Regions from separate parts of the Homo sapiens genome. Here region 1 is linked to region 2. The links are chromatin loops, found by intact Hi-C in ENCODE. Cell type or tissue: Caco-2. All regions are shown on one strand. Each heading gives the region's core, and the rest is flanking DNA. Links, peaks and the distances in the headings are about the cores only.

What was found. Peaks named below come from ENCODE experiments on the same cell type or tissue, not always from the same donor. Only the 100,000 strongest peaks of a DNase experiment are listed, where the experiment ranks them.
Region 1: a loop joins it to region 2, with 2.2 times the contacts of the local background. A loop is called at or near these places in 1 of 110 quality-filtered maps.

The regions. Positions count from the first base shown.
Region 1 is chr12:12,135,769-12,140,164 of GRCh38, reverse strand. It overlaps LRP6 (LDL receptor related protein 6), which reads left to right. Exons shown (of 23, transcript NM_002336.3): 16 at 1,631-1,840. Among named protein-coding and RNA genes, the nearest start is that of MIR1244-4, 26 kb to the right of the region's middle. In Caco-2, for the core only: no CTCF peak of the experiment used is centred there; no DNase peak of the experiment used is centred there.
Region 2 is chr12:12,070,429-12,074,824 of GRCh38, reverse strand. It overlaps BCL2L14 (BCL2 like 14), which reads right to left and starts at 3,886. Exons shown (of 6, transcript NM_138723.2): 1 at 3,688-3,886. RefSeq lists enhancers at 1,155-1,842, 3,590-3,679. In Caco-2, for the core only: no CTCF peak of the experiment used is centred there; DNase peaks (open chromatin) are centred at 2,574, 3,313, 3,664 and 3,944; H3K4me3 peaks cover 2,065 bases.

The DNA of each region.
Region 1 (4,396 bases), core at 322-4,321, 65 kb before region 2:
TGTCTTTTTCTCCAAGTTCCTTTGTTGTGTTTGTCTTGGGCTTCAAATTTAAAGATAGAGGTTTTCTTTAAATATTTGGTGATCCTTAGCTGTTTGTATTTAGTATGAGGCTTAAAAATACTGAGAACATTGCTGTGTAATTTCTTACACATATTTTCAATTAGTACTCCTCTTTCAGCCCCAGCCACATAACTCCTACCTTTGTTCCATTCTAAAATACCTGGTGCTTCCACTTTCTGAGCTAATTAATTTCATTGTTAGCTTCACTGGCTGTAGGCCTTTAGCTTTCTCTGGGCTACTGTGTCATTATCCCTGGTCTATCTATTCTCCAGCTTCCAAAATTTATATCACTTTCCTGCTCTCTTCTGTTCTTCTGCCTTCTTTGTCCTTATGGGTTTATACCTTCAAAATTATTTTCTTTTTCTTTCTTTCTTTTTTTTTTCCTGAGACAGGGTCTCACTCTGTCACCCAGGCTGCAGTGCAGTGTGAACTTGGCTCACTACAGCCTTGACCTCCCTGGCTCAAGGAATTCTCCCATCTCAGCCTCCTGAGTACCTGGACTACAGGCGCATGCCACCATGCCTGGCTAATTTTTATATTTTTTGTAGAGATGGCATTTTGCCATGTTGCCCAGGCTGATGTCGAACTCCTAGGCTCACGTGATCCTCCTGCCTCAGCCTCCCAGATTACTGAGATTACAGGTGTGTGCCACTGCACCCGGCCTAAAATTTTTTCAATCACCATATTAGTAGAGTTTTAGGAGAGAATATATAAGTAAACTTGTGCTTAGCCTACCATCTGAATGTTGACTCAGGCAATGCCTTCCCATCTGGAATATCTCCCCACTTTTCTTCATTTATTAAAAAGTTGGCATTTTGCTTGCCTCTTTCCTGAAACTTTCCTTGATACTTCCAAAATATCAGCTAATGTCTTTGTTTGACTGAACTCATGACTTAGGAACCGTGAACTTTCTATAAATATTTGAAGGACTGTTATGAAAAAGAAGGAATGAGTATATTTTTTCTTTTTGAGTGAGGGAGAAACTGAATAAAGCAGGGTGGGGGGTATGAACACAGATTTTAGCCCACTGTATAAAAGAACTTTCTCACTGTGCAACAATAGCAGAAGTTGCCTCCTCAGAGTCTGGATGACTCTATGTCTGAGATGATTAGAAATAATTCTTACCTTGGGGTGAGTCAGTCATTTTTTCTAATTGTGTTCTGAGAAGCCAGGTGGGGTGAGAGTGAAGCTGTTCTTCATAAATGCCTCAGGTATACTCAGAACTCTGGGTCCACCACCACTGCTCCTCCAGAGAAGTGCCATTTTTATCTGTTGTATATATAAGTTAGGGTTTTTCAAACTACTGTTCTAAGTTCTTTTCTACATTTCTATGAACTAGAATATTTACTGCACATTGGGCACTTACTTGCTCTTGATTGCATATTAATATCTAGTTTATTGGCTGTTTTCTAGTGTATGTCTTACCATGATTTTTAAGTTTTGTGGTAGAGATCTTGTTTTTTTTTTCTTTTCTCTACCTGTAGAATCTAACTGGTAGTCAGTAAATAATTACCAAAAGTATAACTTGACCCACATGAGTCATTTCTGTTGAATTTTCTCCTTTTCCAAGGTGCTAACCGGATAGTATTAGAAGACTCCAATATCTTGCAGCCTGTGGGACTTACTGTGTTTGAAAACTGGCTCTATTGGATTGATAAACAGCAGCAAATGATTGAAAAAATTGACATGACAGGTCGAGAGGGTAGAACCAAAGTCCAAGCTCGAATTGCCCAGCTTAGTGACATTCATGCAGTAAAGGAGCTGAACCTTCAAGAATACAGTAAGTGTTAATGGGATAAAGCTAATTGGAGGAATCATGTGTTATAATAAATTAATATGTACTTTTGTGGATTTTTAAACTCTGTTTCCTTGAAGACTTTCATGCACTTTTAGTTTTGCCATTTTTTTGAACTCTCCATGCTTTTTTTTTTTTGGAGACGGAGTCTCACTCTGTCGCCCAGGCTGGAGTGCAGTGTCACGATCTTGGCTCACTGCAGCCTCTGCCTCCCGGGTTCAAGTGATTCTCATGCCTCAGCCTCCAGAGTAGCTGGGATTACAGGTGCATGCCACCATGCCTCGCTAATTTTTTTTTTTTTTAATTTTTAGTAGAAGCAGGGTTTCACCATGTTGTCCAGGCTGATCTCGAACTTCTGACTTGAAGTGATCTGCCCACCTTGGCCTCCCAAAGTGCTGGGATTACAGGTGTGATCCACCACACCCAGCCTCTTCATGCTTTTAAAGCCTTATGTCAACCTTACCCGGGAGCTTTTCCAAATTAAACATAATCTCATAAACCAGAAATGGGGGAAAGGCATGGGTCTTGCCTGTTAAAAAAGAATATTTCCTGGTACAACAATGACTGCTTATCATGCCTTGTTTTTCTCTCCTTCAGTTCCTTTGGGAATACTGATAACATAAAGCATCTATTTCTTTTCTTCCCTCTCTATACTTCCCCCCATAGCTTGAAAAAAAGTAAAAATTATATAATGATGAATATAGTTATAATGGGTTAATCTTATTCTTAGGCAAAACAAACTAAAAATTAGTGTGTAAACATAGAGAAGACTCTGTTTAATTAGTAGGTGCTTGGTTTTTTTCCCCCCCTTTGGGATAAATATTTCAATTCCCAGCTTAGAAAAATAGCCATCTCCATGAGCCCCAGGAAAAAAGAAAAGTAGCCAGAAATATTTTCTTATTTTTTTTTGAAAATGGCTAGTCATCTTGGCCTAGTTCTTAATTCATATCTGTCATCAAAATTACCCTAATCATAGAGAGGAATAAATGAGTTTATATATGCAAAACGTTTTTTAAAAAGTGCCTTCCTAGCAGTCACTACTGTTGATCATACATGATGGTACCGGGGATGCCAATGTTAAATTGAGTATGAGAGAGACAATTATTGAAATTCTGTAACTTCTCAGCTCAGTGCTTTTAAATTGAATTTAAGCATGAAAGGAGAATGAAGAAACAGGAGTAGCCCTGTACAAGTGTTCATTATGTTGGTACAGTTCATGAATTTAGAAGTAAAGTTACAAGTAATTGAGAATTAGAAAGTTAAAAATTGTTGTCATTTTATGGTATGACTTGTAGCTCAGGCTGAACATTTAATAGAAATATGATAATGATATCATACCTAAGTTATTTATTTAGTCGATACATGAATATTTTATTACAGAAAATCTCAAGATTTTCAGAATTTCAAGGGAGAGGTTTTATTTAATAACTATTTAAATATGATTGTATATTAGGTAAATCATTTTTTCAAATTTCTAATATTAAAGAGAATGGGATTTTTATCAAAAATGTCATGGAATTAAAGGTTGAGAAACACTGCTACATAGACTGTATATTCTATATAATGTGTGATGTCTGTTTTGGACAGTATGCTCATTTGTAGATAGCTGACTCCCTCAGTCTCAACACAAACTGAAGCAGAACCAATGTTATTGTGGAAGAGAGTCAAATAATAAATGGTGGCTTATATTAGATGTTCATATTTTGTGACGACAGATGTCAAGTTGCTTTTAATACAGGCTAAACAGAAAATTCCAAACAATGATTCTTTAAAAATACAACTTGTGAAACAGACTTTGAAAAGTTGCCTAGTGGTTTCTTTACTTAGCCCATGTATGAGGAAGTTAGACATTTATAGTATTACAAGTTACCTTTTGCAGTTGACCAAATAATTTTGTTTCTGAATTGTTCTGTTACATGTGCCTTTTAAGTTTTTTTCTTCTAATAACTCTTTAATTCTCAATGGATTCCTCATTAAGATACACTTTTTGACTGAAGTTGTCTTTCAGATATACGGATTTTCTGAGTTAAAAATCTTAATATAGGAGAATTCTTATATTTTAAATAGAATAATACTCAAGTTTCAGCATTCTCCCTAGCAATTTTTTGTTGTTGTTTTTTGTAGAGATGGAGTCTTGCTCTGCCGCCCAGGCTGGAGTGCAGTGGCACTATCTTGGCTCACTGTAACCTCCGCCTCCCAGGTTCAAGCAATTCTTATGCCTCAGCCTCCCGAGTAGCTGGGATTACAGGTGCATGCCACCACACCCAGCTAATTTCTTTTGTATTTTAGTAGAGACGGGATTTCACTGTGTTGCCCAGGCTGGTCTTGAACTCCTGAGTTCAGGCAATCCACCTGCCGCAGCCTCCCAAAGTGCTAGGATTACAGGCGTGAGCCACCGCACCCGGCCTCTCCCTAGCAATTTTTTAGTTTCAGTAAACATTTCTTCATATTCACAAAAATTAAGATGAGCTTTACCATTATCTTAAAATATTTTATATATAAATATATAAGGACAGTGGTTAGATAGAAGTAGTTTCTTGT
Region 2 (4,396 bases), core at 272-4,271:
TTTTTTAAAATTTAAAAATTAAAACATTTTTTAAAAAGATAATCTCATTAAATGTGGTAACATTGCCATTAAAAAGTACATATCTGGGCTGGGCGCGGTGGCTCACGCCTGTAATCCTAGCACTTTGGGAGGCCGAGGTGGGCAGATCACTTGAGGTCAGGAGTTCAAGACAAGCCTGGCCAACATGGTGAAACTTTGTCTCTACTAAAAATACAAAAATTAGCCAGGTATGGTGGCACATGCCTGTAATCCTAGCTACTTGGGAGGCTGAGGCTGGAGAATCACTTGAACCCAGGAGGTAGAAGTTGCAGTGAGCTGAGATGGTGCCACTGCACTGAGTAATAGAGTCAGACTCTGTCTCAAAAAAAAATAATAAAAAGAAAAAAAGAAAAAGGTACATATCTTCAAGTATATATAGTGTACATGTATATAAAAACAAAGTAGACATACTGTAAGATATGAAGGCGGGACTTTGGCTGGCTTCCCCAGCACCTAGAGTAGCGCTTGATGCTCTACTGACTGAGCTATCCGGGCTCTCTAGAATAGTGCTTGATACATGGTAGGTGCTCAAATATCTGATGACTGACTGAATGAATGATTATAGGACTGCCAGACACATTCAGAATACAGGACACATTTGGTCACATTTGAAGTTCAGATAAAGGGCAAATAATTTTTTAGTATATGTCCCAAATATCATGAGACTAATATATAATAAATATTAGTATATGTCCCAAATAAAATATTATATGCTAAAAGACACTTATATTTGTTATTTATCTGAAATTCAAACATAACTGGCTGTCTTGCATTCTTGCTTGCTAACTCTGGCCACCCTAGGAGGGGAAGCTGTTGCTGAGACACACTGAGACCTGAGGTGCGTGCAAGCAGGCAAAGCGGGCCACCAAGCAGGGTGAGGTCAGAATTAGGTGCGGCAGACTTGGTGGGGAAAAGGCTGAGTCTAGCAAGAGACCAGACATGGAATTTCTCAGGAGAGGATTCATGAGGCTTTTGATTCAAGGCTTCCTTTTGGACAGAGTGGCTCAGGGCACTGCAGGCCAGATGTGCACCCTGGTCCTTCAGGAACTGTGTCCTTGGGTAGGAGGCTGTGCGCCCTCGTCAGACCAGTAACACTGTGCTGCTGAAGAAATTTCCATGTATGTTAAAAACATCCAGACCTTTTTAATATAACACGAGGGCTTTAAAATTGTGTGTGTGTGTGCGCGTGCATGCATGTTTGTGTGTGCGTGTGCATGTGTGTGTGTGTGGCGGGGGGAGTATTGTCACTGGAGAGAGGGCTTCTTTAAGAAACAAGCTTGCTAATGCTATTTCAGCAGCAACATCAGAAATCGGGGAAACCACTGAAGTCAAGACAGAGTACTTAGTCCTTCCATTTAGTAAAATGTGAGATTTTTGTTGTCTTACAGGCCAGAAAGGCTGTGACTTGGCCCAGTCGACAGGCAAAGCTAAGAATGAGAGAGGATGAGAGAGAGGAGAAAGAACAGTGCTCAGGAGCCAGCCCCAGAAGGAGGCTACCCTACAGCGGAGGGAGCGGGGGCCTCCGCCACAAGAGCCTGGAGAGCAGGGAGCAAAAGAGAACAAACGGAGACAAAGGATTAAGAGGGTTTTAATGTATTTAACAAATGTAGATGCCGGACCCAGTGGCTCACGCCTGTAATCCCAGCACTTTGGGAGGCCCAGGGAGCAGGATCGCTTAAGCCCAGGAGTTCAAGACCAGCCTTGGCTCCGTCTCTACAAAAAATGAAAAAAATTAGCTGGGCGTGGTGGTGTGCACCTGCAGTCCCAGCCACTTGGGAGGCTGAGGGGGGAGAATCGCTTGAGCCTGGGAGTTGGAGGCTGCAGTGAGCTATGATCGCGCCAGTGCACTCCAGCCTGGGTGGCAGAGGGAGACACTCTCTTAAGAAACAAAAATAAAGAAAAAAAAAAACCCACCCACACAAACACAGAGTTTTTGTTTCCTCTAATCCTTGTTATAAATTACTTGATTGTTCAGTGTATAGCTAAGTCTTACTTTCAAGCAGCAGCGATCGAGTATTATCACAGGTTAGATCCCTTCTGCTTTCAGCTCTTCCTACAGAAATTGTACTCTATACAAGAAGCCCAACTTTGGGGTTTATGGAAAGGTAAACCATAAGTTTTATGCTTATGTTGACAGAAGCCCTGGGTGGGGCCTCTGAATGCTGGTTCAGAACCTGGAGGGGAGATTTCCGTTCCTGGGTGAGACCTGTGAGGCTTATTCTAATTCAGGGCCGCAGAGGACACAACCCTGCTTCACTGCCCTATGTTTACCTTCCTGATCCTTACCTGTAACAAACCTGCACTCTCAGAAGCAAGGCTACAGAGGTTCTTTTCTTGGTCTCTTTCCCTCCCCGAGGTGGCCGGGGTCCTCCACGTCTGGCCCCAGCGTGTCCTCTGGGAACACTGGCTGCCTGGCCGGGTGTGCTGAGAGGCCGGCTGGGAAGGCCACACTGCAACGAACACCTACATTCCAGGTATTGGCAGACGCACTGTCGCACGGTTCTCGCTCTGCGGACTCACTTGTTGAGGTGAGATTTCACTTCCCTCCCGGTGGGTGGCAGCTAACGGATAAGCACACAGAGGAAACTGCAGCAAGCACCTCGTGTTTCCACACACAGAGGCGGCCACCACCCAGTGCCCCAGTTACGCTGGACACCTGGTTCGCTGTGCCTCTGCCTGTCCCAGCGGTGAGGGGTGTGGAGAATCCCTTGGTGGCTGTCCCAGCAGAAGAGCTGACTTCATGTGCTCAGGACACACAGTTGAGGCCTGAGTGGATCTCGTGGGCACTGACACTCATCCCCACGGAGCCTCCCACAGCACATCCTAAGCTCAGCTTGGTTCTGTTGTCCGGAGCCTCCCCTTCTGCCCCTCTCCTCTCCCCCTCACTTCAGACCTCTCAGGCTCTTCGTGCCTTCTGCCTGGACTGTTCTTTAATACTAAAGGTGAAATGAGGAATGAGAGAAAGTGCCTTAACTTCCCACAATAGAAGCTGAATGCTAGACAGAGCCTCAGGTCATATTCACCAAACAGAAGGTCCGAGGCTCTGATTGTGGAAAGAAGGGGACAGGGAGCTCAGGGAGGAGGGAGCTTTCTAGAGGGGAGAGAGGAGAGAGAAGGGTCTTCCATTTACCTGTGCCTTAGACTCAAGGAATTCTCTGGGGGTCTAGACCTCCTGCGGATGAGTGCCCAAGTTCCCACGAGGTACTCAGGACTCTGATCTCAAACCAGGAATTCCCATGCTGGCTTCAGTCCCTGAATCCTCGTGGTCTCCAGCTTGGGCAGTGGTGTCCCTGGCCACGGAATGGCTGTCATGTCATTGCATACCTCCCCAGATACATAAGCAGAGAAGACTGAGTAACGTCACATACCTCAACCAGTAATGTGTTCTTAACTGAATGTCCCAAACCCTTTGTAGCAAAAGAGAAATGAAAGAGAAACCTAAATAACCTTTCTTCGTCTTTCCTGGAAACCCCGCTAAACTAGATTCTCAATGTCATTTTGTGTCCTGAGACTTACATGATAAGAACTTTGTAATAAACCCAGTAAAGAGCTCCCTGAATTAGACTGCCTCATTTGGCAAACAGCTAAAGACCAGGCTGTGTCCTCCTGCAAAGGCTGAGGATGAAGACTGGTGCCTCCTGGTGTTACCTGGTCTGGAAGCTGTCTGTGATTTCTTCTGCTTCAGGTCAGGTGGCAGTAAGGATATTTCTATACCTGAGTCTCTCTCCACGAAACTTAAGAGGAAACTTTCAACAGGTCTTCTTGGCTTGTCGTTTGGAAAGACTCAGGTAGTTTAGAGCCCCAGGCTCTAAACTTTCTTCAGGTTTAGGACTCAGCCTGAAAAGAGGCTTAAAGAAGGAGAACCACTTCCTTATTACGCCCTGCCCCTGGCTTTTTAATTGAAGGAGGGGCTGATCTTTGCCCGTGTAATTTGACTCTAAAAGGAATTCTATATCCATTACCTAGCACTCTTCCTGCCCTTTGGGATAACTAGGTGGGTGTTCTGATACTTCTTTACTATCCTTATCAGTTGTTAGTTAAACAAATGTTTACTGACCGCCTAACATGGTACAGGTACTGTACACATATTTAATCTTTTTTTTTTTTTTGAGACAGAGTTTCACTCTGTTGCCCAGGCTGGAGTGCAGTGGTGCGATCTTGGCGCACTGCAACCTCCGCCTCCTGGGTTCAAGCGATTCTCATATCTCAGCCTCCTGAGTTTCTGGGATTACAGGCTTGCACCAGCACGCCTGGCTAATTTTTGTATTTTTAGTAGAGACAGGGGTTTCACCATGTTGGTCTCGAACTCCTGGCCTCAGGTGGTCTGCCCTCCTCGGCCTCCCAAAGTGCTGGGATT